Regions from separate parts of the Mus musculus genome. Here regions 1 and 2 are each linked to region 3. Evidence: chromatin loops called from intact Hi-C (ENCODE). Cell type or tissue: gastrocnemius. All regions are shown on one strand.

Region 1 (8,000 bases), 410 kb after region 3:
TTTCTGTCTTTAAGTTGTCCAGCCTGTGGCATTTCATTACTATTTAATTATTAAGCTCATATATCTGGAGACATGAAAAGGATCGAGACCTCTTTGTGAGGCAGACTCTTCCAGAACAACAAAAAGCATCGGTTATAGAAGTAAACACACCTAGATTGGGAACTTGATATCACATGGCCATCTGTGAGTCTTCCATCAAAACACTCCACCTCTCTGTGCTATGTCATCAGTAAGACAAAATTGGCAATAGCTACCTCACAGGATTCCTTGGACTAAATATGAATACAATCTTTGCTCATGCAGATCTGGATCTCCCATGATCCTTTAGCATGCAGGTTCTGGGTCCACTGCAAACTTGGATGCATTAGTCCCTTTTGTAAAATAACTGCACAGCCTCCCCCTCTACCGGATTTTGTCACCATGGGATTTTGTTCACCACATGGATGCCTCCGCTCTGTGTCCTGTCTGCCACGCTGAACTTATCCCACTTTGCTACGTGGCTCTGACAGAAGTGTTATGCTCAGAAATCACTCTCCTTCATTTGTCCCGCCAGACCAGGCCCAAGGAGGAGGGTGCTCACAGCTGCAGGGCCTTCCTCCCATCCCCCTCCTGCTCACTCTGACATGACCACATGGATGCTACCAAAACCCTGCTAGTAGCTTTGCAATATTTTTGCCTTATTTAAAATAAAATGCTTATTCCTTAAAACAAAAAAACAAATAACGGGGAGGGGGGCACTAACTGTAAAACCCAAGTCATATAACACAGCCCTATTTACAAGAGAAACATGACAAATCAGTTGTTTTCATTACCTTCCTGTTTTGTTTTGTGTGTGTGTGTGTGTGTGTGTGTGTGTGTGTGTGTGTGTGTGTGGTTTTTTCAAGACAAGGTTTCTCTGTGTAGCCCTGGCTGTCCTGGAACTCACTCTGTAGACCAGGCTGGCCTTGAACTCAGAAATCCGCCTGCCTCTGCCTCCCAAGTGCTGGGATTAAAGGCATGCACCACCACCGCCCTGCTTTTTGTTTTGTTTTGTTTTGTTTTTTGTTTTTTGTTTTTTGAGACAGGATTTCTCTGTATAGCCCTGGCTGTCCTGGAACTCACTTTGTAGACCAGGAGCAGAACATGGTAGCATATGCTTATACCCCATCACTTAGGAGTCTGAGGCAGGAGCATAGCCACAAGACTGAGGCCAGCCTGAGCTATATAGCAAGGCTCTGTTTTAAAAAGACCAAGGAAAAGGAAACACCTGACCTTACAAAACATAATAAAAATAGTAGTGTTGCTGCAGATGGGAGCCAACAGTGAATTCTACAAAAGGCCATTAGTATGCAAAAATCATAAGAGTGGCATCAGACATGTAAAAAACTGCATTGGGAGGATAAAAGTCTAGAATATGCCCAAGCTTATTTCTTTAAAAACTATTTCTATTAAGGGTGTGTGTGTTAAAGATCAGTGAAAGAAGAAGAAACAGGGCCAGGCTATGCTTAGAGTTGATGTGATATTTTAGAAATAACAGACATTGGCAATTCAGCTACTATTTTGCTTCCACATTCCCTATCAAAGAGAATTATCTTCAACCTGGAAATGACAGAACAAACGCGGTAAAAAGGAATACAAAGTCTAAGATCGTTGAAAAGATAGGAAAAGAAAACTTGAGTTTTAAATGAGTTCATGATTCTAGACCCAAATGAATTTTATCTCCTGGGACTTAAAAATAACAGAAGCTGCAGATGTAATCCAAAAACCATTACATAGTCCTTGAGATGAGTGAGTGCCCTAATTTTCAGAGTTTGATAAAAGATGTACTGTGACTTCAGTCCAAGGCAATTGCAGTCAATTTTACAAAAGAGCTGATTACAAAGTAGTTGGTGCCAGGTATGGTGGCATATGAAGGCAGAGCCAGGGCATCTGTGAGTTCCAGGCCAGCTAGGCTTAGACAATGAGACCCAGTCTCAAAACACTGGTAAGCACAGGTCCTAAACTTTTTGTTTGACTATTTGTTTTTGGTTTTTTTTGGAAACAGGGTCCCTCTGTATAGCCCTTGCTGTCCTGGAACTCACTCTGTAGACCGGGCTGGCCTCGAACTCAGATTTCTGCCTGCCTCTGCTTCTGGGGTGCTGGGATTAAAGGCGTGCACCACCACCACCCAGCTCTCATCTTTTAAACAATATACAGATATAGTAGTCTAAAGAAAGAGACTATACTTAGCAATAGAATGGTAGTGAAATGTAATTTGTAACAATGTCAGTGACATATTTGATGTTATCCATATTGTTAACATACAGCATTGTAATCAAGTATGAATGCAGGCTTCCCTGCCAGTGAAAAATGCCAGTAAGCATTCAAAGCAACTTTCATAAAGCAGAGGACGGAAGGGGAAACTGGAACTAAGTAGGGGCACTCCTTTTGCCAATGTGCCACCCAGACCCACTTTTGGAAAGCCATTGCTTTGTCTTAAATCAAATACCAGATTCCAGAAGCACTGTCCTGACTGGGCAGCCATGTTTTCTGGGTATCCCAGTGAAGTCTGTGTTTCAAAGTTCTCTCTTGTAACTCAGTACGTCTTTTTTTCTTTTCTTTTTTTTTTTTTTAAAGATTTATTTACTTTATGTACGCTAGTACAGTAGCTGTACAGATGGTTGTGAGCCTTCATGTAGTTGTTGGGAAGTGAATTTTTTGGACCTCTGCTCACTCCAGTCAGCCCTGCTTGCTCTGGTCAACTCCACTCGCTCAGGCCCAAAGATTTTATTATTATACATAAGTACACTGTAGCTGACTTCAGACGCATGAGAAGAGGTCATCAGATCTCATTACGGGTGTTTGTGAGCCACCATGTGGTTGGTGGGACTTGAACTCAGGATCTTAGGAAGAGCAGTCAGTGCTCTTACCCACTGAGCCATTTTGCCAGTCCCTCTTTTCTTCTTTTATGAAACAATGGGATTAGTTTAGCTGAAGTAAACAGCTAAGGAAGCCAGGGTGTGAGCCAGATGTTAATTGCTTTCAGGTTTAACAGCCAGTGCTCCAGTAGAGGGCGAGCCAGGAAAACTTGAAGAAAGAGGGTACAGGCAGTTCACAGGGACTGTGGTGAGCACAATGAGAAAGCCTCACAGAAAACAAAACTTGCAGATGGAATAAGCTCACTTCCGTGTTCCAGTGTTTGCAAGGGTAGAAGAAGAAAGGAACACTACGGATGGCAGAGGGCTGGGCATGAGGTAACTGTTGAAGTTAGGTGACTGACAAACAGAGGTTCATCATGCTATTTTTAGTGTATTTCTTCAAGTTTCTTGGAAGCCATTAGACATGAGACTGACTGCAAAAGAAAACCATTCAAATGCCTACAAGGGCCAATCTTGTCCATCTTCTGCTACCTCTGTCCCTACTGTTCCCTCTCTGCCGTCCTGAGTTCTTCCTCTCTCAGTAGCAGCACCTAAATATGCACTGGGCTCAGTTAGCTCCAAGGCAGGGCAGAATCTCCATGCAGTGTAGAACTGAGCCTGACCCTCACGGTCCTGCATGCATTGGCATGGGCATCGGCAGCTCCTGCAGCACCATCTTTAAGCATCCTGATTTACTTCTTTCTTTTCCAGGAGAAATTGAATCACCAGAGGGCAGGACAGTTTTGTTCTGGAGTTTTGTACAGCACTTACAGTATCTGCTACCTAGTAAACACAAAAAGGCAGGTCCATAGCATGCAAGAGTACATGCCACTAGCGCTGGTGCCAATCTCTTCTTCAACAGTGGGTGTAGCAAAGACCTTACTACCCACTCTTGCCCTAAACAAACTAGGATGCCTGATTTCTGAAGGAGAGAAATGCTCAGACAGCTCACCAGTTACCGCTCTCTCCCTATGCTAGGTAGACTTCAGAACGCGATTACAGATAGATAGCCAGTGTTATTTCTGATTATCATAACTTGTGATTTCACAAAATTCATAACCAAACTTCTCCCAGTGAAAGAACTGATCCAAATCATAATAATTCTAAATTTCCTCAAAACTAGGGCTTTATCTTTTTTTTTTTTTTTTTTTTTTGATTTTTTGGAGAAAATGGCAACAAATATTCACAACAGATTGGTGATTGGGAAAAGCCAAGGCAGAAACCACATAACTTTGCACCAATGTACAGCAGACTTCCACCCCAGGTTTCCAGCTACCTCCTGTCACCCCTATGCAGACTTTCATTTATCCATGGCACAAAATCAACCATACAGCTTAAACAAACTATATATTTAGATCACCTAAGTATTTTGTATTTGTGTGTGTACTTCCAAAGGCAGGGGAAAAACTTGGGAACTTATCCATCCTCAAAAAAAAAAAAACAAAAAAAAAAAACCCTCAATTAATAAGTATTTGCAAGCATGGGAAGGGAATTATAGATCTCATCTTCAATAATATCAGTAATCAAATTGTTTGACTTACTCACAAATGAGCTAATAGTTTAGAGTGCAAGTGCTGTTCAGAGTCTAGATGACCTTTCTAGAGCTGTCCAAGGCCAAAATGTTAATTCAGGAGAAAGCAGACAGGTTCTTTGGCGTCCCTTTCACCAGCTGGGAGCCTTGTGGTGCTCAGGCCTGAGGAAACAGCGCCATCTGGAGGGTCTCCATTTCAGAGACTGCCGGTTCAGCTAGGAATCCAGGCTCCAATGAAGCGGCTCACTGATTTAGGCTATTTGCATTTACCTTTTGAACAACTTCCTGTTTGTGATGATTTGGGGAAATCTTTCAAGGATTTCATTTCTCAAGGTCTTCTGTGTACTCCTGGTTAAGAAACAGGGTCTTCCCACTTGGTTGGACACAGATCCTCTCAATGAATCCTTCTCAGCCCCCTTACTGCCTCAATGGACACTCTTAGTTTCTCCACCCAGGCCAAACAATACTCCCAATCCCAACACGGATCTTCCAAGACTGAGTATGAGCCCCTAGACCACAGTTCCCATGTGTCCAATCAGATGATTCATCTCTAAGCAAACTAAAAACACTTACCAGTGACACTGGCTGGTGAGGCTAAGTGCCTGCACTGTCCTGGCTTACAGACTGCTCACTTCAGGGGAACTTGTCCCCCAAGGCTCAGCTTACGCAACTGAGAAACTACAGATGAGGTTTTCTATTTAACTGTGAAAGGAATGAGGAGACTCGGTGCCTCCCACCTCCAAACTGCTGTCTCTGTCAGACAACAGGAACAGCCTCTATGAACAAAAGAAATCTGTTCCGGAATGGTCCTGCAATGTATCGATTTCAGCTCCCTCCCTTAGCTCATTCTTTCAATTACTGAGAAAAGAATGCCACCTCAAATTGTGAATTCTCAGCAACAGTACTTTCCCCCCTGTGCAAACAGCCCCTTCCTTCTTTTCTCTTTAATAAACCCACTTCTTTGTTCTCAAACACAACTAACAACAAACCACCATAGCTGGCTCAGACCATTTTCTCTCTCCTCTCATAGAAGACTATGCAGAGTACAGATTAGCTCAAGTGAATACTGAAGAAAATACTTTTTTTTTTTTAATTTTAGCTCTATGATCAGAAAGACTAAGCAAACAGAATGATTTGATTAAAAGGAATGAATCAGAACTAAGAAGGAAAGGGTAAAGACAGAGAACACAAGACAGGAGGAAAACCAGGTTTCCTGTAGGCCAGGGTTCGGGACATGGCTGGCAGACCGAAGCTGCAGGCTGGCAGACCGCAACCCCTCAGAGAGTCCCTGCCTGGAAGCACATGAAGCTAAATCCTGCCTGGCCTCCATTTTGAAGGGGACAGGACACAAACCAGAGCACTCGCTGGGATAATGTGTCATCGGATGCAGTGCCAATGGTCACCAAGATCTCAACACACAAAGCTGGGCTGGGGCTGGAGAGATAGCTCAGCGGTTAAGAAGACTGGCTGCTCTTCCAGAGGTCCTGAGTTCGATTCCCATAAACCACACGGTGGCTCATGACCATCTAGAGAGAAATCTGATGCCCTCTTCTGGCATGTAGGTGTTTACACAGACAGAGCACTCCTATATTTTAAAAAGAATACATAATAAATATTTTTTTAAAAACTCAACACAAAGCTAAGCTGAAAACCTGTGTTGGGGCTGGGGAGATAGCTCCACGGGTAAAGCACTTGTGTGCAAGTGTGGGGAAAGGAGGTTGGATGCGCACCACCCACATAAATGCCATGCCAAGCCACTGAGGTGACCCACCTGTAATCCCAGCACTCAGAAGACAAGTCAGGATCTTCAGAATGAGACGACTAGCTAGACTAGCCAAACCAGCAAGCTCTGCCTCAAAACACAGGGCAGAGAGCAATGGAGGAAGAAGCCCAACTGCAGCCTCTGACCTCCACACACAAGTGTGAACACACACAAGCCACACACATATACAGGCAAATAAAAATCACCTATGTGTACCAACTGAAGGACTAGACAACACAGCCTGGTGCTAGATTTCACCCATATAGCATGCCAAAGGCATTCTGGCAATACAGACCCTTTGACATTTGAAGGAAAGAATGGTACTTCAGAAGAGGGGGCAGGGAGAGAGGGATCCTTCCAAGAGAATAGAATTTAGTCACAATAGCAAAACATGCCCAAAATTTCTCAGCAGTATGAGGCAATCTCATAAGTAGAGGCCATGTGCAGTCATGGTGGGACATGGTTGTCCTTGGGAAGCCAAGGGCAGACGGAGAGCACAAAGTCAGCCTGGACTACAGAGCCAGAGTCTAGCTCAAAGGAAGGGCACATCCGTGAGACCTCAGTAAGGGACACAGATGTCAGTAAGAGAAAAAAGCATGGAAGAAAACTTGGTCTGGGGACTGGAGAGATGGCTCAGTGGTTAAGGGCACTGGCTGTCCTTCCAGAGGTCCTGAGTTCAATTCCCAGCACCCACATGGTGGCTCACAACCATCGGTAATGGGATCCAATGCCCTCTTCTGGGGTATCTGAAGACAGCACATACATGAAATAAACTAACTTTCTTTAAAAAGCAAAGAGAAGGAGGAGTCTGGAGACGACGATCAGAAATGACACCTCGCAAGGGGAAGGAAAAGCAGGTCACCAGCCTGGGACCTCAGGTGGTGAAGGAGAGAATGTGTTCCGTGTCTGCCACATCTTTGCATCCTTCAATGACACCTTTGCCCAGGTCACCGATCTGTCAAGGAAACCATCTGCCGAGTGACTGGCGGGACGTAGATGAAGGCTGACCGAGATGAGTCCTCTCCGTATGCAGCCATGTTGGCTGCCCAGGATGTGGCCCAGAGGTGCAAGGAGCTGGGCATCACCGCCCTGCACATCAAACTCCGGGCCACAGGAGGAAACAGGACCAAGACCCCAGGACCTGGAGCGCAGCCCGCCCTCAGAGATCTCGCTCGCTCTGGGATGAAGACTAGGCAGATTGAGCATGCCACCCCATCCCCCTGACAGCACGCAAAGGTCGCCGTCTGTGAACAGGACTTCTCAAATTATTTTCTGTTAATAAATTGTTTTGTGTAAACTATAAAAAAAGAAAAAAAGAAAAAGAAAAAAAGAAAAGAGAAGAAAACTGGGTTTTGATCTCTTTTGCCTTAGCACATGTTATTAAAGACACTCACTCTCAACTCTGAAAGGCATTTACTGGAAAGAAATATTTTAAGAGGTTTCTGTAATTCTTGTAAGAACAAGTAATGTGCCCTTAATGCCCACCCCCCTCAAAAAACGTATTTTACAAATTCTGAACCCTAACTTTGGAATGTCCAAAGCCAGGGTCTAAAATTATAATGTATACAACTCTCAAGAGGGCCTGGGAACAAATCACACTGCGGAGCAGACTCATACTTGACAAGGGACAGCAGCGACAGTCAATGAACCCACCAGTGCTTTGCGTAAATTGATCATCGTAATGTCCAGTTCAGAAAACCTTCGTCCAGGCAAGGATGTCCTTATGTGAAGTTACGCTTCCATGATATACTGGCTCACCAAAACCAACAAGTAATTCCGAGAGGTTTTGAAGGAAATAATTACACCAAAGGAGGAACCCAGAGTCAGGAGA
Region 2 (8,000 bases), 240 kb after region 3:
TGTGTGTGTATAATATTGCACATACTGTTCTTTAATATACACACATATATTAAAGTACAATATGTGCAATGTTATAAGGTTCATCTCCACTTATCCAACCCCAGTGGAGAGAAAATCTGTATTCTCTCTGATCTGCTTAAACTAATTTGAGAAGAATGCTCACAAAGTAAGTAACATTTGCCACAGCCAGAAGAAAGCCTAGCTGTCTAAGCGACAGTTGTAGAAGGACACCCTACCTTTTCTGTTTAGATTTGGAGCCCTATGAGCCCTTTCTCTATGCTGGGCATGGACAAAGAACAGCTTGGGTAACTACTACAGCTTCCACTTACAAATGCTTGGTGTAGCGCAGCACTCCTGTAAGACTTCACAAGGCTCATCCCATATAATCTCGACTAAGCTCCCTGAAGTAGCCTCCTTTTCATAGATGAGGAGCTGAGATAGAGCCTTTCGGGAAGCTAAAATGTCAGAGCTAGGAAGGACTTACCTATGGATGGGACCTCAGGGATCTGCTCCGAAGTCCCAGGGTCCCCCAGGAGCTGAGGAACCACATGTGTCTGCAGAGAATATTCGAGGTCTGGGGCTGGAGAGATGACTTGTCAGTTAAGAGCACTTGCTACTCTTGCAGAGGAACAGAGTCTCTTCCAGCACGTACATTAAGTGGGTCACACCTGCCTGGAACAGCAGATCCAAGGGACCTGACACCCTCTTCTGCCCTCTTCAAGGCATTGCACTCACGTGCACATAAAGGCAATCAGACACACCACGTTAGTGAAAAATAAAATAAATACCAGGTAGACAAGCAGTGAGTCCCGCCCCTTCCTAGAAAGTCTTGTTTTCAGAGTCACATTTTATATGAACAGCCAGCCTGTCAAGGGCTCCCATAGTCAGGCTAGGCTATCTGTGGCCACTAGAAATAGAACCATGGTGGGAAGTCAGTACCTCACATGTGGCCTCCTAAGAGCCTCTCATTTGTCTCCTTCCTTCCTCCCCATTCCAACTGCCTTCAATTCAGTTAAAGTTGGCATCAAATAATAACTGCACTTTGATACCAGCCTCCTTGCTCGGTGGGTGGTATCCAGGATAATGCTGTCTCGTTTATATTTTATAAGCACAAACATGTTTATTATAGGAAACAATTTAAATGTCATTATGCATGGAGAGGATGCTTTTTCAATGCTCTCCTTTGGTTTCAAATAATAAAGTACAAGAAAATTTAAGCTCTAGGTTTTCCTGTCTTCTCTCCCACATAATTCACTCATCCCTCCATCTCTCCAACCTCCTGCCTCCCTCTCCCCTCCCCTCCCTTTTCCCCTTTCCTCAGCCTTTCCCTCTCTTTGTTCTTTCTTCCTACTTCCATTTCTTCTTTTCCTTCCTTCCTTTTTTTTCCATGTGTAACAAGAAGGAACACCCAATATTCTGGCTAGTTAAAGCCACACTCTTTCCTAAGCCTCTATCTACAATGGTGTCATCGCCTGTGCTTGGAGCACCAACTGCTGATCGATCCAAGCATTTCTTCCTGTGGAAGTCTTCAGTTTGGTTTAAATTCCTTCCCCCTTTTGATGCTGTAGTAGTCACAACAAAATTCAGTTCAAGCACAGAACATATATACTAAGGTATGCTTATTTGTCTGTGAACTCCCTTAAAGCACGTTGGTATGGCAGAAAGTATATGCCACAGGCCCAGGCAGGAATGTGAATAATTTAGTTCTTATTGCTTGGATGAACTATGTGGTGGGCATGTATACCTCCCAGGACTTCTTTTCTGCCCCCTAGCTTGACCCTGCCCATCCAACAACTAAACCTCCAAAGGCCATGTGGCAGGTATGTTTGTGGTCCTTGGCACAGACATCTACAGTGCCTCTGATATTGGCCATAGGCCTTATGTGACCAGAAAGTCATGGCCAAGAGTGACAAAAGGTACAGCTAGTGAAATAAGTGCTCGAACCCCAAGAGGCCCCTTTCCTCTTGGAAGATGGCTGTCGTGTTGTCGAGAAGAATAGAATAGAATCAAAATGATGAGAGACCACATGGAAAGGAGCCTGAGGGGGCAAAGGTCATCCTAGATACTCCAGACTCTATGAAACTCCAGGCTGGTATGTCTCTTGAATGACTTTAGCTGTCCTTTATAGAATCAAAGAGTCATCTAATAGAGCTCAAACAGGCCATGTGAAGCCTACTGTTCACTTAAGCTACTATTTATTATGATAGTTTGAGGTAATTTGTTATCTGCCATAGCTAACAGCAACAGATAACTATGGAAACTCCTGGCACAGCACCCAGTTGATAATTTGTTGTGACCAGGACTGTTAGGAAACACCAGAGAGAGAATGGGCAAACCAAGGCACAGACCGTGAAACTGAAACACGCAGGAAGGAAGCGGCATGGGTGCATGTTAGAAAGGAGGAAGGCTGGGTTCACTTGTGTGATGGCTTCCTCCAAGGTGTCTTTACAAGCACACCTGTCAGCAAAACTATGTGAAGCTCAGATCACCAGTGGTCAGGACCAACGACTTCTCTACAGAGACTCAGATGGTCCTGGATCCAAGGAAGAGTCTATACTCTCGTTCACCTCCGCTGCAGATAAAAATCAGTTTTTTCCTTTGTCCAGGGTCTCCCAAGCACCTGGCAATGTCCACAGTCCTATGACTGACTGACTGACTGACTGACTGACTGACTGACTGAACAACTGACTGACTGGCTACCTTCCTGCCTGCCCAATTGATGGTTGGTTGGTTGATTGATTGATTGATTGACTGATCACATGGTTATAGTACATTGGATCAAAGATGAATGTGATGTAGTTTAGTCCTCTATGATCTCTTATTTATTGGCAACAGGAGACAAACCATCCTCTAAAAGGCTAGTCTGCCTCCCTGGGAGCCTACTGTAGGAAGTAATGAGAGTTAAGAAAGCCCCCTAATGGGTAGAAAGTCTTTCTATTGACATACATGTAGTGTTTATATTACACACACACACACACACACTTCTCTAATCCTGGACCCTACCTGTAAAGCACCTCATTTCAGGGTTCACAGAGATGAACTCTAAGGTGATCCACTTGTTCCAGATCTATCTCAGAAACCCAGGGAACACCCAAAGAACTGTGGAGTAGGCTGCAGGACCTGGCGTGAGGAACTCTAGGGGCCCTCCCAGAAGTCAGGAAGAAAAACTGCAAAGAATTCCTGGGCATTGCATGTCCCAGCCCAGGGAAGAGCAGAACAGACAATCTTCCCTTGGCCTGGTTGCTCTAACAATTGGTCATTAAAAGGCTGAAAGGCAAGTTTTCCCAGCTGCAGACTCAGAGCCTCAGGCCCTCATACCCATTACACAAATCACAGAAAGAGAGCAAACAGCAGATACCAGGAAGTCTCCCTGAGTAATTCCTGGGACAGAGGGTACTAGAGAAAGCCTAATGACAGGCCTCTGTGAAGCTCAATATCACATGCCTGAGCCTGCCTGAGGTGCTGCAAGATATTTTCTGTCATCTTTGAACAACCCTGAGAGAGCATCATCAGAGATCTACCCAGGTCCCATGGGCCCTCCTTCATCTCCAGGCCCAGCAACGACAAGAGTCGAGTGCTCCACCATCATTACCTCAACCTTCCTGGGCCTTCCTTCTGAAGCTCACAGGAATCCACTAACAGACCCTGGAAGAGAACAGCTGACCCATTAGGATCTGTTGATTGAAAGGAAAAACAATGTGTCATCACAAATTAACTCTGGGTCGCCTCCACAGAATCCAGTTTTATTTACTATAAAGCCACTAATGTGCCTCAGAAACGGGGCTAGGCCTGTCTATGCAGGCAGAGTTAACTCGGACTTCTGATGCTGGTGGATATGCAGCCCTGTTGAGTCATTTCGCTACCCCTTTGCCTTGCTCTTCATTTTTTTGCATTTAATCCAAAACCTAACTGAGCCTTTGTAACTACCCTGTAGGATAGGCGCTGCTACCCCCACTCTACAAATAAAGAGTCAGAAAAGCAACAGAGTCCTGCTTTTAATTTAACCCAAGCCTCTCGCTCTTTGGTTCTGTTGGACTTGACTGAGCAGCCACTTAGCATGGAATCACTCTGGCGCCCCCTGGAGCTCACTCGTCCAACTTGCCCCTCGATTTCAGGCCAGTAACGGTCTGTTTATCTTAACATCCTTTACTAAGTTTCTTTTCTTGATTTTTTTTCTTGATTTTTTTTCCAGGTCTGGCACCCTGAGGAGATTCTTAAGGAGTATCTAGCGGGATATTATTTCTAAAAATTATTCAAGAACCACAACACGTGTCGTGCCCTTCTGCCCACTCTCTCAGCCTCAGGAGATGGGAGGAGGAGCCGTGCCCCCGCCACCCCCGCCCGCTCCAACCCCAAGCCATTCCCACAGCTGTCTGTCTGTGTCAAATGTTCTGAGCAGAGGTGGGGGGCTCCAGCTCCCCCACACAAAGAGCTGGGAGCTGTCAGTACCTTTCTCACAATACACTGGGTGCCGGGGAACAGGTGATAATTGCACCCCTGTCACCTCATCACCTCTGAGCTGGCTGCCAGGGTTTTCTTTTTTCTTTCTTTCTTTCTAAAAACAAGTGTTGTGCTGCCTTAGAAATCCAAGGCAGAGCTGCATTTGAGGAAACACATGGACTAGCTGCCCTACTCTTCCATAAGCGTCAATAAGGAAACCAGGCAGGGAAACACTTAGGTAGCTCTCCTCTGGCCTCTTGTCAAAGAAGAGTTGTCTGTTTAAAGAGGACAGACAACCAGCCTCCATTCATAAGCCTCCTGTGGCAGGGTCTCCCCTTCCTAAGAGAAGAGAGCCATTTCCTACCAGCTTAGAGGTTTAATGGCCAATACGTCTGCCCTTTAGAAGCAAAGGACTTGCTGACTCCCCTCATGTCTCAGAAGGGCTATTTCATGTTCTTCTGAACTGCATTTCCAAAGGCAATTCTTTTTTATTTAGGATTTATTTTATTGTATTTATATGAGTACAGTGTAACTATCTTCAGACACACCAGAAGAGGGCATCAGATCCCATTACAGATGATTGTGAGCCATCATGAGGTTGCTGGGAATTGAACTCAAGACCTCTAGAATAGCAGTCAGTGATCTTAACCACTGAGCCATCTTTCCAGCCCCAAAGGCAACTCTTAAGACCCCAGCTTTTGGCACCTGTCTTTTCTGGAGGGTTGGGGGCTCGTGGGGAAAGAACCTGGTATCCAGTTCAGGGCAGGCAAGCACTGTGCCTCTATGCTGAGAACAACCTTCCCCCACCCCCAGCTCATTCTTTAGATTCTCAATATAATCTATTCCTGTTTCCTCTCTTTTAAAGTCTCCCTGGCTGCAGGACACACAGTGTGTAACATCTGTGTTTTTAAAAAGTAACAAAGTTAAATAGCTGAGAAACAGACTCAAGTTTTCCTACTCAGAGCCATACACATAGATTTAAATCTAAACAATTTCTCACAACAAGGACAGTGCGGTCCATCTAATAATAGCTAATGTTGACAGAGTATTTTCCCATTTGCTAGGCCTTGTGCTGAGCATTTGCATATATTACTGTTGTGTTTAGTCTTCGAATATCCTTTCAAGACGTAGAGCAGCAGATAATGTCATCAGTTAACAAAGGAGAGAACTACACAGCTCCAAGCTAGAAGTGGTAACATAGGTGTGTGATCCTTGAGAGGAGGAGACAGAGAATCACAAGTTCAAAGTCACCCTCATCTACGTAAGGGTTTGAGGCCAGCCTGGGCTACATGAGCCTCTGTCTGAAAGAAAGAAAGAAAGAGAGAAAGAAAGAAAGAAAGAAAGAAAGAAAGAAAGAAAGAAAGAAAGAAAGAAAGAAAGAAAGGAAGGAAGGAAGGAAGAAAGGAAGAAAGAAAAAAAGAAAGAAAGAAAGAAAGAAAGAAAGAAAGAAAGAAAGAAAGAGGAAATAGAGCAGGAAGGAATAAAGAAAAGGAGGAAAAGAGGGAGGGAGGGAGGGAGGAAACTAAGCTCCGAATCTACCCAAACTTCAAAGTAAATAAAATATCGAGAAGGTCTCAAACCTACATCTATGTGTCTCCGAAACCAATTCCACACTCATGCCCACTCCGTTATTCTCAGCCTTGCATAAAGCCATCCCATGTTCTACGTTCTCTGCCCGTACATTCTGAAAGGACTCTTGCTTAGGCCCTTACTCATTTGTTATTGCATAAACATGCACAGAGAAGGTAGGCAGAGATGGAGGGAGGGAGAGAGAAAGAGGGGAGGATCCAAGTGAGTCCTTGTAAACCGTCCCACACTCCATATTCCTATTTTTAAAACTTCACCTCCCCAAACTGATTTACCTAATCCACTGTATTTACATAAACTCCTCATTGAAGGAGCTATCACTCAGGTAAAAGCAACTACTGCCTGTAATATCATCATGGTTTGCTTCAAATCATGTTTAATATCTAAGATTGCTGAGGTCGGAGGAACATCTATTTAGAAACTAACTCTGCTCTAGCAAAGATGCACTGACCAGAGAAGGGGTGGGACCCAGAATACTGAGAGCTCAAATTATTCATGGGGAGAGGAATTAGGCATGGACCGATGTGAAGCCAAATCTTTACACGGACAGACTACAAAACCTTGAGAGGAAAGACAGGCTGATCCCATGACCCGATACACTCAGGGACGACCAGCCCTGAAGGCTGGCTTTAAAAATGAAATTCTGACAGTACAGTTGCAAATGACTCTGCTCTGGATGGAACCTGCTTACCCAGGATGAATACAAAGGAGTGACACAGACCTTTAAGAATAATGTCAGGAAAGCTAGAGCTCAAAATGAGCCGAGACACCGCCATAAAAGGCCTTTTGGGGGAGACTCAGGGTGATGAATAGAGAAGAGATTCAAATGGGAGCTGCTGTAAATGCCAAGCATGTGACCTCAGGCAATGCTCTTAACCTTCCTGAGTGAGACCCGGTGTCCCTGTTTGTGAAAATATCTCTTACCCTTCTGGTTGGCTGTAAGGATTACACAAAGATGCCCTATCAGGCAAACAACAACACAACAGAGGCATAGGGTAAGGGTTTAGAAAAAACTGCAGTCAACTGTTCTCTCTGCACTAATATGGATGGCTTAAAGTAGCAAAGGGCAACGCCCTTCACCTACTTTCTTTCTCTCTTTCCGGGGAGGACAATGATCCCCAGGTTAGAAAATCTAGAGCAAAGACTGAAAAGAGATTTCAAAAATGCTGGTAGGAAAAAAAATGGTTGTTAAGATGATGTCAAATGTCTTGGCCCAGAAGATAACACGGCACTGAACACCTGAATTATGCGGGTCCTCGGATAACTGCACGGCCTGGAGATAGGGGCAAGAGATTTATTAGGACAAAGTCAGAACTCAAGTAAAAAACGCTGTGAGAGGAAGCTGGAGAGAAGCAAACACTTGGCTTTCTAAAGAGGAAAAAAAAAAAACTGTGCCTGAGGTCCACCCCAGGTGAATGTCACAGATGCTTGAGATGAGCCACTTACAGGCGTGGTGGAAGCTGGCAAGAGTCCATCAAGGACCCCTCACACCTGACGCCGCTCAGTTATTTTTCGGGTGCACTTGTTTGATGAACAGTTAAAAAATTATTATCTTTGTTCATCTAAGATCACAGCTGGAGATGTGTGACTTGCATCGTAAGATAGACAACAGCTTCAGTGATCACATCCAGAGAGAGAAGATTAGCCAGTCAACACCAGCCTGCAGTAAGAGGCCTGGCATCCTCAGCCAGGTCCCTCACCTAGCCCCTTTCTGGCTTGCTTGCCCCCCTTATTATCTGCAGAGGGAATGATTGCCGAGAAATGGCAGGTCAAATGTTAGAGAGCTGATTCAGAATTCAGCTACCTGCTGAGCAGGATCTGGGATTAAAGAGTAAAAATCTCAGTCGGGGTAGATGGCACATTCCAGAACCCATCAACCTGCTGGGTATGGTAACACTCATTCATAACCCAGAGATGGAGAGATGGAGGAGAAATGGAGATAGTCATATCCCTGAGGCTCACTGGCCAGCTAC
Region 3 (8,000 bases):
CATGCTCTCTTGGCCCAACTTTCTCCTGGGGATGTCACAGGAAACAATTTGGAACACAGCAGCTCTGCTGAGGATTAGAAGCAGAGACACGACAGACTCCAACCCTGAGGCTTCCTTACACAGAGTGATCAGAAGACAGGCCAATGGTGTGGTTCACTGAGGACTACACTACCCAGAATCCCCTTTCTTCCTCTCGGCCCACAGAGTCCTGCCCTGTTCTCTTGCAGTTTCCCAAGTCTCTTCTCTCTTTCCTGCTGTGTTGAATGAGTGCAAACAAAACTCTTTTGAAGAATTCACTCCCTAACATTCTAACACCACCTCTTCCAGGATTGCACGGAAGATCATAGTCTCCTTGGGCCATCATTCTCAGATCTTCAGCACAGTTTTCTCCCTGCTGTCGAGTCTCCGGTGTGCCCCAGAGCTGATTAATACCTTTGTTGAATGAGTGAAAGATGAATGAATGAGTCAAAGTTGTGAGAGATGCTAGTGTAGGACCAGAAGCCTAAAGACTCCCTTCGCCCTGTCCCCAAACTTTAATTTTGGAAAAGACTTACAGACACTTCAATAATAGAGCAGTCTTCTAATAGGTCGCCTGGATCTTTCTAATGCTCACATAAACCAGGGAAGGTTTTTGAAAAGTGGAAAACTGTGTGGCTGTAATACTGACACAGTAAACTCCAGGTTTCGTGGGACAGTCACCAGCTTGTCCACCAGTGTCATGGTGGAAGCCAGAGCATGGTGTCACATCCCCTTAGCCCTCGTTTCTCCGTTTTTTTTTTTCTTTCTTGCTTTTGATGAACTTGTCATCTGTGAAGACGTTGGTCAGAGATCTATAGAATGACCTTCCTTTTGGGCTCCGGGTTCATTCCCTCCTAATTGGACCAGAGTTACAGATTCTAGAGAATGTTCTAGAAGTGATGTCCTAGAACTTCTAGGAATGTTCTAGAAGTGATGGGCCTTTCTCACAGCTGTGTGATATCAGTGCAGATGACTGCTGGTGCCACTGACCAGGCCCCTTGCAAACCTAGTATGGGCCAAGTCTCTTCCCTATCAAATTACTATCTATCACCTTTCTTTACTTTCCACAATCGGAATAGCGATAGTATAGACCAATAGACTCCAAGAAGAAGAAGGGTATCTGGCTCTACCCTAAGAGTGAGTAGTATACACATTTATTCAGAATTCACCTGTAATGCAAACCAAGGCATCCTAAACAGTGTTCCTGCTTTGGCTCTCTGGATGCCAAGTGGTGTATAGAGACCTTTTCTTGAAAATATGTTGCTATTTGTTGTTGTTTTTTGGTTTTGGGGTTTTTTTTGTTTTTTTGTTTTTTGTTTTTGTTTTTGTTTTTGTTTTTCAAGACAGGGTTTCTCTGTGTAGCTCTGGCTATCCTGGGGTGGCCTCGAACTCAGAAATCTGCCTGCCTCTGCCTCCCAAGTGCTGGGAAAATGAAAAAATATTTTTAACTTAATATATTCATTTTAAAATAAGATAACCTGGAACGAATAGGGAAGTATACATATTGATTTACAATTACTAAAAACTTTAAGTGGAGTTTGCAGCATAGTAACACACAGATTTCCTAATCAGCACATTCAAATGCAAGTTGTAGCAGCTTGTCTAGTAACCAGGGTGAGTCAACCAGCTGCCGTGCCTTAGTGACGTCATGGCTGTGCGGTGGGCCAGTACTGACATTGACTACAAGTGCTAGGCTTCAGTGAGCTGCTTGGGAAAAAAAATCCTTAAGCAGCAGTTATATTGTTAAAAGAACAGAAATTTGAACAATTTTATCACCTATAATTATAATCAAGCTCAGAGACTTTCAACTGTATCTACAGACTCTCAGACCCCAGGTTAAGAGCCCTGGTTTAACGGCCCCAATGGCGCAGATGGTTCAGGACTGTACAAAAAGGAAAGAAGCGCTGCGTGAGAACATGCTGTTCTCTGTTAACACTTCTTGAGCGATCTGGAAAGCACCCGTGTGGGGAGAAACAAGAGGTTTCAGTCTAAATGTGAAACCCACGCAGAACAATTTATCCTGGGTGCATTTTCAGACCGTTCACCGTCTGAACCTCAGCGGTAGCGAGGACCCTGGTGCTCTCACGCGTTGTTGCCAGTTAGAATGCCAACTGCTCCGACGTTTATGAATCACCAAGGAGCACTTCGGAAATTTTAACAACCTAGGAGAGTAAACTCTTGCAAAGTATAAAGGGAACTAAGGCTCTAAGATGGTGTGGCTGAGTGAGTGAGTGGGAATGCCACACACAGAAGAACGCATGCTTCTCTGCGCTAACGAGCGTGTGTGGCACGGCACAGCAAATTGGCTTAAAAATGGGAGGATAATGAATAATAATTATGAAAACAACGTGGTTCGAAAATACACACTTATCCGAGGCAAGCGTATACATAAGTATCCCTGAGGGCCTCTGCTGTCGGCTGTTGGGAGGATGGGGAAAGCATCTCCCGAGAGTGTCATGTGTGAGCCCCTACTAAGGGGTCCTCAGAATGTGGCAGCGGCTGGGTGTTGACATGATGCCGGACTAAGTAACTTAAGACCATATGTAAGCAAGATGGCAGCATTGCAGAAATTCACAGACAAAAAAGATGGGAAAGGAGAGGCATCTGGCTCTAACTAATGAAGCAGGGATAGTTTCTGCCACGTGCTTCTAATGTAATATCAAACTTCTTACACAAAGTCAAGAGACACTGCTCCCTGGCAACACCTGTCTCCAACCGTCCCTGGCAACTGAAAGGGGACCCACATCCGGACTATGTGTGACTTGTGGCATCTGGCAATTCTGTGAAGTGCCTTTGTCCCACAAACCTCGATGGTGGAGAAAATTCCAGGGAACGAAGGCGATGTGTCTTCAGTTTTCTGAGTGTGAACGCTCACCTTAGATGGATGACTTGTGCCTCAAATAAGCAATTAATCACCCTTAAATTTCTCAACATCCTGAACTGCTGGCTTTAGCTCACTCTCCAGAGAAGCAGTCTCAGCAAAGCAGCCATACAAAAAAAGAGCCTTGCCAGGTGTGGTGGCTGGATATGCTTGGCCCAGGGAGGGGCACTACTAGGAGGTGTAGCCTTGTTCGCGAGTGGGTGTGGCCTTGTTGCTGGGAACATTGACATGCTTCCTGCCATGATGACAATGGACTGGACTTCTGAACGTGTAAGCTAGCCCCCGTTAAATGTTTGCCTTGGTCATGGTCTCTCTTTATAGCAATAAAACCCAAACTAGGACACCAGGTGTGCACACACAGGAGGTGCTCGGTTAGCACTAAATAACTGCAGGAGAAGCACAAGAACACCTGAGCACCGACCCTGTGCCGAGTCCTGCCTTGCACTGGCTAGTCATACCCATTCCGCCCACAAGAGGGCAGTGCTACTCCACAGCAGGCAGGATAGGGCGCCACTCCCATCTGGCATGGGAGCTCCTGCTGGCCTTTTCTAGAATATAAGTCCCTTGATCCACAGTAAAGTCTCTAAAGAAAGACACTGGTGGATTCACCTTGCTTTCTTAATGGAGTCACAGACACTTCCCAGCAGAGGGGAAGCTAGACCAGTCTCTGACAAGCATGGAGCAGTCTGCTTGGCATGCCCAGGGAGGAAACCATAAGCTTAGGTGGAAACTCGCAGGGGGGTTGCTGACAGCATTGTCTGCCACATGGGTGTACATAGGAGTCAGGGCAGTCAAGTGGGGGAGTTTTGAGGGCACAGACCAAGGTTCAGGTCTTGCTCGGCCCCTGAGAAATCTCGGTCCCTTTTATCTGTGTGTTCTTGACTTAAGAAATGGGAATAAACAAAACATTTACATGAAGTCATACGTATGCCTGGCACACGGGACTGCTATTGTGGTTGTTGCAAATATTTTCCACACCATCATTTCAGCACAGAAATATCAAGGGATACTCTTGTCTCCTGCAGACACATGAACCTGCGATCCTGAAAACTACTCCTTCCTCTACAGTGGCGAGTTAGAACAGAAAAGATAACAGGGGAATCCAAGGGGCAGGGATTTTCAGCTTAACAGATTCTTTCCCTGTAGGGACACGTGGTTCGGAGAAAGAAATGAGGCAGTATTTAGTGATTCTTCTTGGGGAGGCCTGGACAAACCCTTCTCTCAGAATCTTGAAACCAAAGCTGCCAGGCTAGCTGGCTCCTGCAGCCGAGGGTCTTGTCTGGCAGGCTGTAGTTTGGCTCCTGGATTCTGGTGGACTTGTCTCCACAGGCAAAGGTAGTTTGTTTCATTCTGCATGAGGCTGAGAACTTTTTTTCCCACTCTCTTCTGAGCTTGTATAATATAATTGATGGGAAAATGCAAGGAGTTAGGATGGTTTGCACGGTGGGGAGCGAGCTGAGGGAAGGAGTAGCAATGGTTTCTATTAATCTGAGTCTCAGATTTACGATACAGTGGAAGATGACCAAATGTTCCCCCGTTTTTTTATTGAAGGCATAAACCACAAAACTGGAGTCTCGCGCAAGGGATTTAAGCTCCGTAAAGTAAACTCATCCTTGAAATACAGCTCACTAATGCTTTTGAAAGTCTCTGCACACGTAAACCACTGTGCTGGAGGGAGGACACACAGACATTGACCCTTAAAATCTAACAACAGTCATCCTGATCCGCATAGATTCGCCCACAGCACCCTTAGATTTTTGGCATAGCATCAAGTGAAGAACACGTGGTCAGAGTGGCTGAGCATGTTATGCCGAGGCAACAAAGCCACCCAAAATGTTGACCCCCTTATCAGCCGGGTCTACTGCTTACTCTTCTATGAATCAAAGGTAGACTGGGTTCTGTGAATGCTCACACAGGCCTCCATTGGCTAACTGCTGGGTGGGTGGGGGGGCATAGTCAATGAGTCACACTCGGGTTATTGAAGGTTCTTGTTCACAGTTGCTTATCTGTATACCACACTGGCCATATCAAGTTACCAGGGCACAAAAGTAAAATCTACATAGGCCTGGACAAAAGAGCATGAGACTCTTTGCTGCCAGGTGACTGACTTTCTGGGGTCACTTAGGACTTCTGACCAATCCGAGGTAAGTTTGGTGGCACACACCTGCCATCCCAGCACCCGAGACAATAGGATCACCTTGAGCTCGAGGACACCCTGGGCCACAAAGTGAATTTTGGGCTATGCAGGGCCACAGAAAGGTATAGCATCCAAAACACACACACACATACACACACACACACACACACACACACACACACACACACACAGACCAGCTAAAGAAGCAAAGTGAAACAAAACAAAACCCTAGTAATCTATCAAGTGTAAGATTTGTCCCCGCAAAGTGGCTTGTGACTGTACCACTGTAATCTTACTCTTCAGGACAGATGGCCCTTGGAAGCCTGATGCAAACTGTCAACTCTCTTATCCTTTCTCCATCCGGAATAGCATACTTGACAGTTTCTGTAGGCACATTTGCTCATCTAAGTCCACGTGCTAGAAACAAAAAGACAAAACAAAGGCAAACCTCTGGTCCTAAGGAATGGGAACTAGTCCTATAACACATGGGCTTATGGGACTGGGGAGGGCAGAGCTGCACTCCATAGCAACAGGAATGGAAGCCGTCAGACAGAAAGAGCTTCTGAAGACGCACCAGCCAGCCAGTCTGTGGCTACTGAGCATCACTATCCAAGGCAGTCCTGGGTGCAAGTGAGTCTGTCCCTTCTTCGGCCAGTAGTTCTGGAACTCCCATCGCCTCTTCTTACCTGGGTTCTTGCCTGGCCACTGGCTAGCCTCAGGCACTTTTTTGTAGATTCTGGTTTTGACTGATCTACATTACCCACATTTTAGAGCTCAGGACTCACCACTCTTCCATTCCCTGTGATGTGCTCTCTCTACCCTAAATCCTACTGTTGTTTGTATATCACTCACTTCTGTAGCTAGATAGGATCCAGCCCCCTTAACCATAGCTTTGTCGGAAAAGTGTCGTTTTTCCATTTCATTTACGAGAAAAATTGAGAATCAAAGAGACGGTACTGCCTTGGAGGCCATACATTGGTCATTAAAAACAAACCTGGACTCACACCGAAGTACGCTGGATGGAGCCTTTACATTATGGGACTAAAGATATGAAACCAACTGGGAGAACCCTCGCGGCTCCAGAGTGGAAGGGCTTTCACTGACGTTGCTTTAGCGACCAGCCGGCACCAACTTGCTTCTGGGTGGGACATCCCAGCTTCAAACGGGGCAGCGCGTTCTTTGGGTCACGAGAGGCCCCGCCCTCTCCAAGGCCCCGCCTCTCCCCAGCGAAAGCCAGTCACAGCCTGTCCTCAGCTTCCACTTCCCGTCCGATCCTGGGCACTAAAGGTCAGTCTAGCCGGGTGGCCGTGGGGAATCTATCTTGGAACTGTTCCTGGCCTGGGCTTAGAGTTGACAGAGGCCACTGACTCGGGCCCTGAGTTTGATCCAGTACCAGCTGCAGGCTGAGACCAACCCTGGAAGCACAGGGCCAGGACGCTGGGGAGCGGTTGCCTGGCAACAGTACAGCTGTCCCCGCCCTCCCTCCATGGAGTTGTGTAGTACCGAAGGGTGGGGCTCGGGTGTGGGTCCTCCACCCCACCGCCGCTCTGCTCCTTTCCAGGGAGCCTTGGCTCTGCGTTCCTGCTGACCCTTCTGGCTTGGGTGTACTGTTCCAGAAAGACTGGCTTTCTCCGTCCATGAAGCGCCTGGTTCAGGCCAGCCTGTAGCTCTGCACGAGTTAATTCCCTCCTCCACCCCCCACCTCACCCCCACCCCCACCCCCGATGTGAATCTCATTCCTAGGGAGTGTTAGCTGTTTGAGCCATATGCCAAGGCTGTTTTCTAGATAAAAGAAGCCTGACTAATCACGCATCCACGTTCAGGGTGCTACAGTCAGACCCGTGGTGTCCTCTGGGTTCGCATTATGATTTCCATAACGTAGACGGAGAAACTGGGACTCACGGGCTAATTGTGCATGTCAAAGTTTTAGTTCGCAGTTGTCTGACTGCACTACCAAGCCGCCTGTCTGCAAGCTGGAACCACAGTATAGTGTATTTAAAATATGCATACCTAGGGGGCGCTCCCAAACGAGCTGCGGCTCGCTGTGGGCCAAGGCTGGGGAAGTTTATCCTTCTGGTGATCTTTAGGTTGTGTGGATACGCCTTTGGGTACCTCCGAGGTTATCATGTAGTCTTCACATTCAAAATCAAGTGTAATAAAGCTAATGTACTTGGTAGAGTACTGAAAAGCAGACGCTGGTGCACTGTGGCACCTCCTCTTCATCCTCAGAAACAGGGCGGAGGCAACGGTTTTAATGGAGTGTGGACATGTTCATGAAGGTAGTCTTCTCCCTACTTATCCTGTGCTTTGCCTGGCCCAAGCTTCCGACTAGGCACACCTGTCATGGCCAAAGTTGGAAGACCACACTCGTCCCCCAGCCCTGGCAATAAGTCGGCTCCTCTCCCAGCTTCCTTTGCCATCAGGTCCCTAAATCACAGTGGTTGGTGGTTAGCTTTGGAGGAATTATTGTAGAGCATTTCCCCCCAGCAGAGGCAGGGCTGGCAGCTCTCCGGAAGTGTGGCCACAAATAATAACTGTCCCTTGGCCTTAAACAGCAGTCAGAGGGAAATGGCTCACCCTGCTGTTATTCACGACATTTACAAACACTTAGTCTTAGACAGATAATAAGCCCGATGGTTCTGTTTAGTGTTTTATATTATTAATTTCATAATTTATACTGCCTCCCTTAGAGATTTGTGTCTGCGATGGCTGATGATCAAGAGAGAGACTTGCAGAGATTTCTGGAAAATGTGGATGAAATAAGTAAGTCGCATTAAGTCACAGGCTGAGTTCTGCCTTGGAGCGGTGAAGTGGGTGAAGAAAAACGAAGTTAGCTCCCTGGCTTGTTTGACAGGTTTATGACTCTCAAGGAAAAAAAATGTAATTGAAATTAAACAGAAGGCTATTGAGGTCTCAGTTACAGCCTTGGGGCAGTATTTTCTGGCTGTTAATTGGTATCATAGA

Evidence for each region. Peaks named below come from ENCODE experiments on the same cell type or tissue, not always from the same donor. Only the 100,000 strongest peaks of a DNase experiment are listed, where the experiment ranks them.
Region 1: a loop joins it to region 3, with 10 times the contacts of the local background. A loop is called at or near these places in 39 of 42 quality-filtered maps.
Region 2: a loop joins it to region 3, with 11 times the contacts of the local background. A loop is called at or near these places in 27 of 42 quality-filtered maps.

The regions. Positions count from the first base shown.
Region 1 is chr9:49,078,339-49,086,338 of GRCm38, reverse strand. It overlaps Zw10 (zw10 kinetochore protein), which reads right to left. Exons shown (of 16, transcript NM_012039.2): 16 at 7,566-8,000. It also overlaps a transcript of Tmprss5 not described here. Among named protein-coding and RNA genes, the nearest start is that of Tmprss5, 20 kb to the left of the region's middle. In gastrocnemius, a CTCF peak has its summit at 4,588 (motif pointing left); DNase peaks (open chromatin) are centred at 4,581 and 7,312.
Region 2 is chr9:49,243,107-49,251,106 of GRCm38, reverse strand. Gm4894 (predicted gene 4894) reads right to left here and starts at 576. Exons shown (of 4, transcript NM_177701.3): 1 at 485-576. In gastrocnemius, a CTCF peak has its summit at 4,083 (motif pointing left); a DNase peak (open chromatin) is centred at 4,078.
Region 3 is chr9:49,484,469-49,492,468 of GRCm38, reverse strand. It overlaps Ttc12 (tetratricopeptide repeat domain 12), which reads left to right and starts at 6,244. Exons shown (of 22, transcript NM_172770.3): 1 at 6,244-6,323; 2 at 7,727-7,799. The coding sequence starts at 7,742. In gastrocnemius, a CTCF peak has its summit at 7,045; DNase peaks (open chromatin) are centred at 3,629, 6,428, 7,024, 7,362 and 2 more places; H3K4me3 peaks cover 1,653 bases; H3K27ac peaks cover 1,667 bases.